Linked DNA regions of Homo sapiens: all the other regions are linked to region 3. The links are chromatin loops, found by intact Hi-C in ENCODE. Cell type or tissue: mammary epithelial cell. All regions are shown on one strand.

The links. Hi-C counts contacts between places; a loop is a spot of excess contacts. Peaks named below come from ENCODE experiments on the same cell type or tissue, not always from the same donor. Only the 100,000 strongest peaks of a DNase experiment are listed, where the experiment ranks them.
Region 1: it touches region 3 in a loop (2.0-fold over the local background); 2 of 110 quality-filtered maps call a loop at or near these places.
Region 2: it touches region 3 in a loop (4-fold over the local background); 2 of 110 quality-filtered maps call a loop at or near these places.

The regions. Positions count from the first base shown.
Region 1 is chr6:10,236,477-10,238,976 of GRCh38, reverse strand. No RefSeq gene overlaps it. Among named protein-coding and RNA genes, the nearest start is that of TFAP2A-AS2, 170 kb to the left of the region's middle. In mammary epithelial cell, no CTCF peak of the experiment used is centred here; a DNase peak (open chromatin) is centred at 1,116; H3K27ac peaks cover 1,132 bases.
Region 2 is chr6:10,029,671-10,032,170 of GRCh38, reverse strand. It overlaps the pseudogene OFCC1. Among named protein-coding and RNA genes, the nearest start is that of TFAP2A-AS2, 370 kb to the left of the region's middle. In mammary epithelial cell, a CTCF peak has its summit at 1,020 (motif pointing left); no DNase peak of the experiment used is centred here.
Region 3 is chr6:10,162,295-10,164,794 of GRCh38, reverse strand. It overlaps the pseudogene OFCC1. Among named protein-coding and RNA genes, the nearest start is that of TFAP2A-AS2, 240 kb to the left of the region's middle. In mammary epithelial cell, no CTCF peak of the experiment used is centred here; a DNase peak (open chromatin) is centred at 1,384; H3K4me3 peaks cover 592 bases; H3K27ac peaks cover 2,390 bases.

The sequences.
Region 1 (2,500 bases), 74 kb before region 3:
GATGGGAACCAAACTGTAGGTGGGCTGAGTGACTACTAATTGCCACAAGGCTAGAGAGAAGAGGCACTTTCAGCCTTCTTCAATAAGTTATCTAATCTGTGAAATATTTTCCCAGCAACCACAAGACTGATAAAGTAAATTAGTTAATATGTTGTCATTAGGCTGAGACATGGGACAGCCAGGAAGGTGGGGATAGGGCAGAGTGCAGAGGTAACGCGCTTTCAATGAGCTGATCGAAAAGAGCCTGGATTTCAGAACGTTGAATCCTAGGAGCTGGATTGGCTGAGAGTGGAGGGGTCGTATCTGTGGACCTGGTGCAAATGTGAAGACACAGCATCAACATACTTAGATGACTTCATGTCATATGTCTGTTGTTTAATTTTTCTGAAGTAAAAGTGTTGCACTTAAACTTGAAGACAGTAGGGGCCAAATTGGCTGGAACTTGCAGGGCTTCAAAGGATAATGTTAAGAACTTGGCATTATTTGAAAATGCTTACAAAGGCCCTAGGGCTTTTTTAGGACATTAAAAAAACCCGTAAAACAAAAACAAAGGCCAACTTTAACATATATATGTTAAACATATATATTAAGCATATGTATATTAAACATATATAGTTATATAATATGTATGTATTATCTATGTTAAACATATATGTTAAGCATATACAATACATATATATGTATTATATAATACTTTAACATGTCAAGCATATATAATGTATAATATGTATTATACATTATATATGTTAAAAGTTGGCCTTTGTTTTTGTTTTATGGTTTTTTAATATATATGTTTATGGTGTGTATATATATGTTTATGTATATATATGTTTATGTATATATATGTTTATGTACATATAATGTATATATATGTTTATGTTTTTATATACATATATGTGAATTGTTAATTTGGCCTGAGATGCAGATATTGTTAAGCTTCAAAAGAACAACCAAACCCCAAGCTAAGTTCCTTAGGTCTTTCATTTTCCCTAGAAAAAAAAGGCACAGTCTTCAGTTTAGGACTGGGAATATTCACCTCACCCTTCGGATTAAGCTGGAGTCAGCCAGAAAGGAAAGGTGTGACTCAGTGATTTGGTGACTCAAAGAGAAGTTGTGCTTGCCATCTGGCGCTCCGAGGGGAGGTGAGGCCTCTGTCCACACCCTGCTCGTCACTGGCCACTCCTCAGCCACAGCCTCTTGTCCACTCAGACAGGCTCTCAGACTGTGCTTCATGTCCATGCCAAAGCATGGCTTGTGACATTTTATCTTCTGACATTTGATTTTGTCCCTTGTGAAGGGGATAGGTATGATTTTGAAGAATTAGTTTCACCATTCCCAGTTGCCTTTTTGGAGTGGAAAGAATTGAAAGTACAGACAGTCTGGTACTATTAACTTGAAGACACGACTTAGGCTCAGAAAGATTTGGCTTAATTCATGGCTTATTAGCTGTGTGACCTCAGGCAAACCACTTAACGTCTCTGTGTCACAGGTCCCTGTGTATAAAATTAGAGGTTTGCACCAGACGGATTCTAAGTTCCCCTCTGGCTCTAAAGATCCCGAGCCAAACCCAACAGGAGATATATTTTATTTTTATTTATTTATTTAGTTTGAGATGGAGTTTCGCTCTTGTTGCTCAGGCTGGAGTGCAATGGCATGATCTCGGCTCACTGCAACCTCTGCCTCCTGGGTTCAAGTGCTTCTCCTGCCTCAGTCTCCTGAGTAGCTGGGACTACAGACACGTACCACCTGGCTAATTTTTGTATTTTTGGTAGAGATGGGGTTTTGCCATGTTGTCCAGCTGGTCTCGAACTCCTGACCTCAGGGGATCTGCCTGCCGCGGCCTCCCAAAGTGCTGGGATTACAGGCATGAGCCACCATGCCTGGCCCCATAGGAGATACATTTTAGACCAACGGAGTCCTGCCCATTCCTGCCTTAATGGAAGACCCAGTTTTGCATCCTTAAGAGTAGCGAACAGTACCTGTGCAGGAGACAAAGGCTGGGGAAGGAAGGGATTCTAGTCTTCACTCTTGAAGAACATGAGGAACTTGTTAGAAAAGATGAGTTTTATACACCTTAATTTTTCTGGATTCCCAGGAACACTACATTTTTGACTGATCTTTGTACCTTCACTTTTTTTCACAGAATCAATAACCTTGTCCCTCTCCCTCTAGCAATCCCACATAGAAATCCACTCCTAAAAGCTCACACATGGAGTGATTTCTAATCTCATTTCCTATATACTAAGTCTCATTTTTCAAATACACCCTCCCAAATCCCTTTGGTTCCTCTCTGGCCCCTCGACCAACATTGTAATGGTTGGAAGTCACAGACAAGCCTATTTTCTCTCTTCCATTCCTATGATCAGCCTCCCAACTACTCACTCGGTGATTAAAAGCGAGTTAAAATTTGGATCTAAGAATCAGCTAACATTGCTTGAACATGTATGCACTTCTAATTACACACGTTTTGCTTTTTATTTGGCCTTGATTGACTGACACC
Region 2 (2,500 bases), 130 kb after region 3:
AGTTCTTTCCATTTTTACAGAACGGTGTTCATGGGATGCCTGGGACCAAGGCTGCTTCAGATTCCAGACGCAATCCACCAGGGTTGCTGTAGAGACTGTAATTTGTTCAAAGGAAATCTAAATTAAATTAATCTAAAATACCATTTTCAGGTTTTCTGTTTCTTCCAGGCAGCAGCAAGAGTTTTGCTAAAGGCCCATAAAGTAAAGAGAATTGTTAAATAATATTCCCTTTGATAAAACAAAATTGTTCTTAGAAATGTTTGGAAATATTTATACCATATGTCTCTTAGATAAGATCACAAGTGTTAAGTAACGTGGTAACTTTTAGCAGGTTAACAATCACAGCTTAAATTTCATAAGATTTCTGGGTGACCTTTGTAACCCAGAATCAAAGCCTTTGGTATTTGCTTTGGCGTACTTCTAAACAATAGGCCCCATTAGCAATTTTCTCAGATATTCTCCAGTTTCATATCTGCAAGTGGTGATCAATTTTGTAAAAACATACATTAGCCATTAAATTGATATTTCCCTTTGGGAAGCATTTTAATAAACATTACATTTTCTCAAATAAGAGACCTTAGTTCTTTTATCATAATACTTTGGAGGGCCATTTATTGTGAAGGAAGAAAAAAAAATGAACGCTAGGATTTAGGTTTAAATACACATAATTTATCGGAACGATTCCAAGTCCACTTTGTGGAGATAGAGTTCCACGTGATACTTTGCAAATGTTTTGCTTAAGAGTTTATTTTTTATGTTTACGGATTGTCTCAGGTTATTATTTCTGAATCTAGTTTCTTTATTTTTCCAGGTCTATCACTAACTGGTAGTGTGATCTTGGGCATTTAGCTGAGTCTCTTGGGGCCTTATTTCTCAGATATCGTATGTTGCAGGAATTGACTACTTGGTCCTAAGATCTTTTCTAGCCTTGAAAGGCTTTGACACCATGGTCTCTAAGTTCAATTCTTGTCTTCCCCTAGCAGCAGTCCATTTGTTCCCAGGCACAAAGAACAGTTCAAAAGGAAACAGTACAAGTGTCGCCACCTATAGGTAGAAAATATATTACAGAAAAAGGATAATTTCATCCAGGTAGAGAATACCGTAAAAAATAGGAGTTCATTTTTACCCTTACAAATTCCAAACTCTACCCACAACAGTATTACCTGAATGTTTCTCTTTAATTTTCTTCTTCAATATTACTGTAAGTTTTCATCTATATTATAGCTGCATATTTAGCTTTATCTTCCTTATGCATATATAAAATATATGACCAATGGATCAAGATTTGACATTTTACAATGTATGAAGATTTTCATGACTTCAACATCACTAGCACTTTTATGAGCTACGTGGTTGTGCTCTTAATGTTAAAATTTCAGGTTAGGTACCTAAGAAGAAAAGGTGTGTATGAACCATCTGGAGGAAAGTTTGATACATTTTCCAATGGAAGATATTGTTGTAGCTTTATGGATTCAATTTTTAATGAAAACAAGCAAACAAAAATGATCCTAGTATTTCTAGCATTAAGATACAGTAGATAAATTAAAGCTCAGCTTCAACTCTTCTCCCTGCTTATGGCTAAGGGAAAATCTTCCTTCAAAGAAAAAAAGAACAATTAGAAGAAAAAAAAACTTTGATAAATTAAGAAACCATCTCCCAGATAAACTGACACTCCATATGCAGAGGAAACAATTTCCATATATGTTATAAGAAATGTGTTAAATCAACTAACATTGATATAACTTCAAGCAATTAGGAGACCGCTAATAATGATATGAGTCTTCAGCTGTAAATAATTATGCTGCCCCAAGGCTATGCTTTAATTCTTGGCTTGCTGTATCTATAAACAATAATCAAACTGCAAAGCAAGTTGTGTTGTTTTTGTTCACAGTTTGTGAAATGATTTTTATACCCTACAGTGATGCTGATGGCTATTTTGACCTTCAAGAACTCCGGCCCGTGAGGCTAAGAGCTAATGTGTACTTTCATCGATTTGAGTTGGAGGCACACAGCGGGTTATAGTGCCTGTTCTCCATGAGCTCAAAAGCTGCTATCGTCAATCAGTGTGCGATGTGAAAGGGGGCTTGCTGCTGAGACTCAATAAATGGGGACATTAGGAGGAAATGTTATAATTGCTGCTACCCACATCTTGTTAATGAGTAATGTACAGTTAGACACCATGCAATTGCAGCTAAACTGTTTATACAATTTATTCTTATGTTGCAACTAACATTTAACATAATGAAGTATCATAATTGCAGCCATTAAAGTCAAGATTAAGATTTGTTTAATTAGAATTAAGAAAATGTAAAATAGAAAACTACTTTCAAATGTTGGGTATACAGAATGTATCCAGTGGTATGCAGAGAAAAAACTTGTAGGAAGCCAGTAGTAGTCATTGTGCACATAAAATTGTTCGTTGGAGGTCTCTTCTTGGGGCATTTTTCCCCCAATACTCTAGTCAAAAGTATAGAGAAAACAAAATATAAATGGCAGTAAG
Region 3 (2,500 bases):
TCATATTCGTGGTTGTATTTTTATCAGTAAAATATAATTTGTTTACAATTATCTAATTTCTGATTGTCATGATCCATTTCTTACAGGAAAGCTATTTATCAACAAAAGCAAAAACACAGTATATCGAAAGCATGTAATCACTTTATGTTTGAAGATAAAGTTAAGGTTATGGAAGAGTTTTCTAAGATTCTGCTGAGTGGAGTAGAGAAAAATAAAAAGGTGCAATAACCCTATTTTAATAAAATCTTTTTCCTTGCTGTTAGTATTGTGGTTATACAATAGGTTAATTCAACATACATGGAGGCTTATGGTTCTTAAATATAGAAATTGTTCCATTGCTAATTTCCCCAAAGAGATTACTGCAGTAAATGCTGTGAAATGTATATTAAAAGCAATACATAAAACAGGTCTAGCCCTTAATAATTCCTCTCAAACCCGAAGATCTTTAAGTTCTGTTGTTATACTGTTGAGCTTGCAAAACAAACAAACAAACAAAACAGTCACCACCTAAAAATCTTATTAAAGTAAAATGAAATGATAATCTGAAAATGACAACCTATTTTTTCCCCTTTTCCTTTCCTTCCTTAAACTTAACCTAAACTGTTTTTCTTTTTCTTTCCTGGTAGTTTTAAATACTAAAGGACAACTAAGTACCTTCATTTTAATATTCATTATTTCTCTTATAGTCTCATAAGGAAACAATAATAGATTCATTTTTTAAAGCCCTAACTATGATGTGATAAAGTTAAAAAGCCACTGGTATTTTCCAGGTTTAAATGTGATCTTTAAAATAATTTAGATGTGCATCTGTGTGTTTTGTTGGTGTGCAACATGTTTTCCGTGAACAACACAACAGCTAAATCAACTCTGCATGATTTTACCTCCTTTCGGCACTCATGCATTTATAAATAAATTATATCAGCTGTGTACCTACTTTGTCACTTTCCACCATGAGCTCACACAACTCACCGTACAGCAGACATTTGCAAAAGCGGGTGTTAAATTTAGACCAAGTTCCAGGAAAAGCAGTTGACTTTCTTACCTCAAGGCATAAAATCATAGGCCCTTTGCCAGGTTTGTGGACACTTCATTCTTTACTAAGCTAACTTCTCTCTCCGCTCACCTCTGTTCTTTTCTCCCTCTCCCTGTCTCCCAGGGCCACTCTGGAAGAAGAAAGAACCACCCAGTTGAGCTGGTCATTCACTTGTAGGCATTAGAATGGCAGAGCTGTCACCTGTGGGCTGTTTAGGCTGCAAACATTACTAAGCTGCTTTACAGAAAGTTATGTAAAGAGCTGTTAATGTTCTCTGAAGACTTTCCTGCCATGCTGGCTGTACAGGCGTTTGGAAAGAGGCAGGTCGAGACGTGTGTGGACGCTACCCCTCGCTATTTATGAGCTGAGCAGCTTGCGGTGAAAAGCTGTCATTTTCCCCCTGGGTGTGTAGAACCAGTTTCTCCGGCATGCCAGGCCACGAAGCTGAGGCTTATCCAAAAGGAGGGGCGGGGAGGAGGGCTGCAAGGAAAGCCAGAGATGTATCACTTGTTTAAGCTCTGAGTGGGGAGAGAAAGTGAGGATAAAAAGAAGAAAGGAAAAACTATCTTAGAAAGTTCTCTCAATTATCTGTGGTTTCCTATGGTGGAAACATCTTCTCTTTTCATTCAGTGGAAGTGGAGGGAAATGTGGGAATTAAGTTATGTGGAGAAGAAGCAGGATTTACTCACAAGCTCACTGGCTGGACCAAGTCATTGGCAGAGATAATTCCCGATCGACTTTCGTCCCTTACAGATTAAATTTATCTAGAAAAATCTCAAAGTTATCCAAACTGACTAAAAATGCCCTTTTCTATTCTGGAAAAGATTTGAATCATCCAAAAGGAATAAAAATGCCCTTTCCTATTTTGGAGAAGATCTGAATCAACATCTAAACTAACCCCATTTGAATTTTTAAATGGTATATATAGTAGTACATTGGTATGTAACCAGGGACCCCAAACCTGTGCTGTCACCGTAGGGTAGAAAAAAATGTAAACATAACAGGTTACAACAAAAAACCCTTCTTTTTCACTTGCCTGCAAAGTCTAGGCCGTTGAAATTCTTTAGCAGGCCTGCCTGCACTTTTCATAATGCTGTATATAGGCAAATAGGCCAGGCATTGATCACAAAATGGACTTGTAAATGACTGTGCCTGCTGGTATAAATCAGTGCCACCCAACAAAACAGAGGAGCCAGACCATAGTGTGGTTGTTGCTTTTCTTGAATTTTCTTAATATATCTGTTTTTTTTTAATGATTCTAACTGTCAACTGGGATTATTAGACTGCATAATGATATTTTTTATGTCCAAACACATGAATAAAATTACTTTTTCCCCATGTATATTATGGTTATACATGCTTTCTGAAAGTAAATTAACATAGAAATAAATCTGTGATGTCAAGAATATGCATTAACCTGTTTGGGCCTTATAAATATGTAAAAATAGCACCTAGTGCTTTGCCTCT